2 separate regions of the Mus musculus genome follow, and region 1 is linked to region 2. Evidence: chromatin loops called from intact Hi-C (ENCODE). Cell type or tissue: heart. All regions are shown on one strand. Links, peaks and the distances in the headings refer to the core of each region. The heading gives the core; the rest is flanking DNA. Region 1 has its middle 42 kb from the start of Lin28b. Region 2 overlaps Prep (prolyl endopeptidase).

Region 1 (2,927 bases), core at 290-2,789, 410 kb before region 2:
GAACAGACAGTTGGGCCCCATTTCCAAGGACAACATCCACAGCACTCACTGAATATAGAGTACTTGAGCTGCTGCCTACATGGAGCCTTCACCCCTACATTTTAGTCTCTCTGGTGTATATTGTCGTTTGAAAGAAATTGGCCCCCATAGGTTCATAAGAAGTGGCATTATTAGGAGATGTGGCCTTGTTGAAATAGGTGTGTTCTTGTTGGATTATGTGTGTCACTGGCAGTGAGCATCAAGGTACCCATCAAGGCTCTTCCTACTGCCTGTGAATCCTGAAGCAGAACTGTCAGTTACTTCTCCAGCTGGTACCATATCTGCCTGCCTGCTGCCCTGACAATAATGGACTGACCTCTGAAAGTTGAGCCAGCCCCAATTAAATGTTTTCCTTTATAAGAGTTGCCTTGGTCATGGCATCTGTTCACAACAATAAAATCCTAACCAAGACGGTGTGGAAAGGTACTCTGCAGCCTATTGAAAGCAAAATTCAAACAACAATCTAACACAAAAACTTTGAACTACAATCAAATGCTACTAATATTTGCTTAATATTTTATGGTACTAATATTAGCTTAGTGTTTTTATGGGGCTCCTGACTGTGAGAATGACTGTGTCTCTGATTCTTGGGCCTGCTCTTGAGAATCTTTTCCTCCAGTTGGGTTGGCGTGTCCAACTTCAATAAGAAAGTTTTTGCTTCATCTTTTATTTTATTTTGTCATGGTTAGTTGTTATCTTTAAGAAGCCTGCTCTTTTCTAATGAGAGACAGAATAGGAATAGATCTAGAGTCGAGCAGAGGAGAAGAGGAATTGGGAGGAGTGAAAGGGAATATATATTCAGGATATATTGTATGAGAAAATAATCTATTTTCAATTTGAAAACAAAGTAAACTTTTAAAAAAAGTCAAGATCATTGCTACCTTCATAGTGGTTAAAGGAGAGCCTGAGATTAAAAAAAGAAAGAAAAAAAGAGAAAAAAAGGCCTTCCCTATCTTTTTGTTTCAGCAAGTTGGGAAGACTTGTCTGTTTCCTGGGAATTCTCGCCTTTTTTTTTCTATGCTTCTGCTGGAATCCAATTATATGTTTCAGGATGGTGTGATTAACTTGTAAGTGGAACATATACAGGGGAAAACAAGTGTACATTTGGGGGTACGTGTATAGCTCAGGGGCAGTGTGCCTGTCTAGAACATAGAAGGCTCTGTGTTTTAATCTCAATACCACAGAAAGTAAGAAAAAGCAAAGTTTGGTTTAATTTCAAAGTTTCAAAATCATTTTCCCTAATAATTACTTGAGATGTATGGAGATTCATATGGAGAAATAATAATATTAGCTAAATTTTAAAAAACCTTCTAGTTTCTGGCCTTAAACTCCTGAGATCAGCCAGGCTTCTCAGGGATTAAAGCTGCGTGCCTCCACTTTTTGCTTAGTTACCTCTGAATTTTTTATTCCACATGTGATGCAGCCAAATGAAGACTATCTGAATCAACAGCTAGCAGCAACCACTAGATGTCAGCATTTAAGAATTATAATTTCAACAATATGCTTATGTTGCCTTAATCTTTATCAAGGTTTAAATCATGATTATGGTTTATGTTTTTTAAAAGACCAGAGAGCAAATATGACTCGAAATAGATGAAGTATTTAGACAGCAATAGAATAAACCCAATTCAGTGACAATTTTTGTTGTTTTGTTTGTTTGTTTGACACAGGATCAGCCAAGGTTATACACAGAAACCCTGTCTCAAAAAGTAATAGTGGTAATGATAATAATAATAAGAAGAAATAAGAATAATAGATAAAGGTGTATGCTACTGCAGTTGGCAACAACCTCTGAAATATGGATAAAGTTCTTGGAGTAGCAACATGTCTTAGTGGGTAGAGAAACTAGCTACCAAGCCTGTTAACTTGAGTCTGATTCCTGGAACTAACATGATACAGAGAACCAACTCATATATGTTGACATCTCACCCCCCTACGTGCGGCACTTCACCCATACATCCACAATGCATAGAGTAAACACGTGTAAAAAAGAAAGAAAAAATAATTAAGATCTCATTTTAAGAAAAAAAAAACATTTGTTTGTTTGTTTTTAAATCATCATTTTTGTAAAAGGTCCATCTATAAACTGGTAGTTTGTCACAACAGATCAAGGGCAAAATTCTTGACATGAGGGTTCATCATAGACAGTGCCTTGTATGAAAAACCAAGTAAGTAGATTTGGAATCTATGATTTGAAATATTCATCACGCTGCTAAAGCAAGATATTCCTCTTCTCAAAAGAACCCCCATGTGAGCTCTCTATACTTTCTTCCTCTTATGGGTCATCACGTTGGAGTTTCTTCATTTAAACAGTCTTGTGCATTGGATTTAGAATGCTGCACACACTGCACATGAGCAAGCGCCATACTACCTACTGTTGGGGACAAGGAGTTACTTCACAAACTACACAGGCACCGATCTCAGTCAGACAGGGATGGTTTATTGAACACACACCTAAGTACTGATCAACCAGGGCAACAGCTCAGGCTCGAGAGCTCAAAGCCAGAGGCTGTCCATTTCTCAGGGCCAGTTTATAAAGGCTAAAACCGCAAAAACCACAATGAGTTCACATTAAGATGATGAAAGTGCTGCTCAATGTCTGGCCCTAATTCAAGCCATTTTGGATATAACAGTTCAAATTGACCTTCAATTTGATGGGTTCTATATGAATCTTATAGTTGTGGAATCTCTTAAGATGAGCAAATCATAACATAACAGAGTATATAGTTAGCATGACCTTACTCTGAGCCAAATTATTTTTTAGTGTCAATGACTGACAGGTATATCACAAGAACACTGTGAAATAGCTGATGGTCATGGAATAAAATGGTTACAACTATGCTAGGGGAGCAGACCTCAACAAATATATCTCCTAGCTCTCATTATTT
Region 2 (2,927 bases), core at 140-2,639:
CGTATGATTGTAAACTTTATGTCAACTTGGCTGAGCCACAGTGTTCAGATATCTGGTTAATCAAGATGCTTCTGTAGTAATGTCTCTTAAATGAGTGGGCGCGCGCACACACGCACACACACACACACACACACACACACACACACACGAATGCATGCAGACACATGAATGCATGCACACGCATGCAGACAGACAGACACACACACACACACACTGTTGACTCTTTTAACTTTATTTATTTTTTTTATTAGATATTTTCTTTATATACATTTCAAATGCTATCCTGAAAGTTCCCTATACCCTCCTTCCACCTTTCTCCCCTACCCACCCACTCCTGCTTCTTGGCCCTGGCATTCCCCTGTACTGGGGCATATAAAGTTTGCAAAACCAAGGGGCCTCTCTTCCCAGTGATGGCTGATTAGGCCATCTTCTGCTACATATGCAGCTAGAGACACAAGCTCTGGGGGTACTGGTTAGTTCATATTGTTGTTCCACCTATAGGTTGCAGACCCCTTCAGCTCCTTGGGTTCTTTCTCTAGGGGCCCTGTGTTCCATCTTATAGATGACTGTGAGCATCCACTTCTGTATTTGCCAGGCACTGGCATAGCCTCACACGAGACAGCTATATCAGGGTCACACTGTTGACTCTTGTTCCGTATAAGAGCCTTGCTACACTTTCTACCTGTGATCCTTTAATTTGGTCATTTCATAGACATATTCTAAGTATCTATATGTACAAACTCATGTTTTATTTATGTATATTAATGATGTGTCAGTAAACTCACAGAAAATGTCACACCAGACGAAGGAGACAATCACACGTAAGCATGGAACTATGCCACATATTACACATCAACAAGTGCCACAAATAATAGGAAGAAATCTTAGCAAAGGGGGCAGGACATGTGGTGAAGGTCTGTAGTTTTAAAAATAGCACTGGGGGAGGCCCCTTAGCACAGCTCACTGGCAATGCCTCAGAGCTGTCATTTCATTTGACATTATCTGTGTGTGTGTGTGTGTGTGTGTGTGTGTGTGTTATCTGGAGGCTCTTGGTATTTTCTTGTTACTTTCACTTATTTGTAAGTAGATTACTACAGACTTGGCCTTAACAGTGTTCTTGGGATTTGCTGTGCTCCTTGGATCTGTGGTTTGTGTATTTTAACAAAAGTACCTTTTTTTTTTTTTTCAGCATTTCCCCTCATTTACATTTTAAAAACACCCTCATCTCTATCTTGGCATGTCAAACAATGAGCTTCACTTGGTCCTGTATAACGTTTTCTAAAAGCCGTTGTAAATTATTTCTATAATTTTTAAAGTCTTTGCTAACTCATTTGCCATTTCTGAATCTATCCGTATGATTAAGGATTTTCCTGGCTCCAGGTCACATTATTGTGCTTCATCGGCCATGTGGTGACTTCTGAATTGGACTCTGTGACTTGGAACGTCGTCAGGACTTTTTCTCTCTAATCTGCCTGTAAAATGTTTTGAATCAATTAATTTTCTGGCAAACCAGTTGGCCCCATTCCCACTTGCTCTCCAGCTTTGCTGGCTCAGGTCTGCAGCCTGACTGCACAAGCTCTCGCTCTCTAGGGACCACTGACTCCCTAGGTGCTGATAAGGCTTTGTGACTTTTGTCATAACGCTGTCACCAAGCCTTGTCAAGCGGTTAGTGGTTTATAGCTCCTGGGTGTTGAGCTCAGCCTGAATTAGGGAGCCCCATTCAATGCGCATGCATCCTGATAGAAGCCACAGAGTGATCCAAAAGCAAATCCCTGTGACTCTTCCCAGGAAGTCGCCACCACCACACACACCTTCAGTCTCTCTGGATCCTCAGTTTGGTGAGAATAAAATGCTCAGTTTCATTCCCAGACCTGTGTGTGTGTGAGTGCGCGCATGTTGCGTGTCTGTGTATATGTGTGTGTATACATATATACATATAATATACATATACATACATACATACATACACACACACACATATATTTTAAAGACAGAATCTCATGAAGCTCAGGCTGGCCTTGAACTCACTATGCCACCACAGATGGCCTTCAGTTCCTTCCTGGTCCTTCTGGCTCCACTTACTGAGTGTTAGGATTACAGGTATGTACAACTACACCTCAAAGTCAATTTCTTTATGACCCTTTTTCACTTCCGACTGATCAGAGTCACACATTTCATTTCTTTTCTGCTTTTACTAAGCTAACAAACTAATGCTCGTCATGTTAGCCCCACCTTTTTAGACAGTCCTATATTAAAAGCATCAGTAATCACAATTATAATTTTATTAGATATTATGCAAAACAGCCTCTTTAACATTAATTAGTTCAGGCTTTTGTTCTCTTGTCCTTTGAAAACAGACAGAAACTGTGCAGCTGCTTCGAGCCAGGCCACATCAATCACAAGTGACAGGCCTTCAGCTGCAGCGCCTCAGTCAATGGAAAAACAGAACAGCAACGTTCGCGCGAGAGCACCAGACCTTGGCGAGCAGCTGCTTCTGGAGTATCCCAGGAGCATCCCAGCACCACCAGACTAACAGCCCCAGCAGGTCACAGTCAGTCTAAGGCAGGGGTCCCAGGGCACACCGCTGTCACAATGACAGTTAAGACAGGTGTCGTCCTCTTGGTGATCATCACAGAGTCGCATAATTTGCCTAACTGGAAACACCTTTGTATTTTCAACGTTCAAGCTGTCAATCTCAAAACTATGTCTACATGATTTTCCTCTGAATGTACAGATTAGAAAAAAATACCTTTCTCCACTAAAAATTAATTAGGAACAATAGTTCCTTAGCTTCTTAGAATACTTTAAGGTTATTTTAAAGATGATTTTTAGAGATCACTGTGAAGACAAACATTCTGCTAATAAGGTCTTTCTGACTCTAACAGATAAGCGGTGGGGTTGGGGGGATCAAGAAGCAAACAAACAAG

Evidence for each region. Hi-C counts contacts between places; a loop is a spot of excess contacts. Peaks named below come from ENCODE experiments on the same cell type or tissue, not always from the same donor. Only the 100,000 strongest peaks of a DNase experiment are listed, where the experiment ranks them.
Region 1: it touches region 2 in a loop (6-fold over the local background); 4 of 42 quality-filtered maps call a loop at or near these places.

The regions. Positions count from the first base shown.
Region 1 is chr10:45,510,535-45,513,461 of GRCm38, reverse strand. No RefSeq gene overlaps it. Among named protein-coding and RNA genes, the nearest start is that of Lin28b, 42 kb to the right of the region's middle. In heart, for the core only: a CTCF peak has its summit at 1,501 (motif pointing right); no DNase peak of the experiment used is centred there.
Region 2 is chr10:45,102,940-45,105,866 of GRCm38, reverse strand. All of the region lies in intron 6 of Prep (prolyl endopeptidase), which reads right to left. Among named protein-coding and RNA genes, the nearest start is that of Prep, 37 kb to the right of the region's middle. In heart, for the core only: no CTCF peak of the experiment used is centred there; a DNase peak (open chromatin) is centred at 1,626; H3K27ac peaks cover 1,776 bases.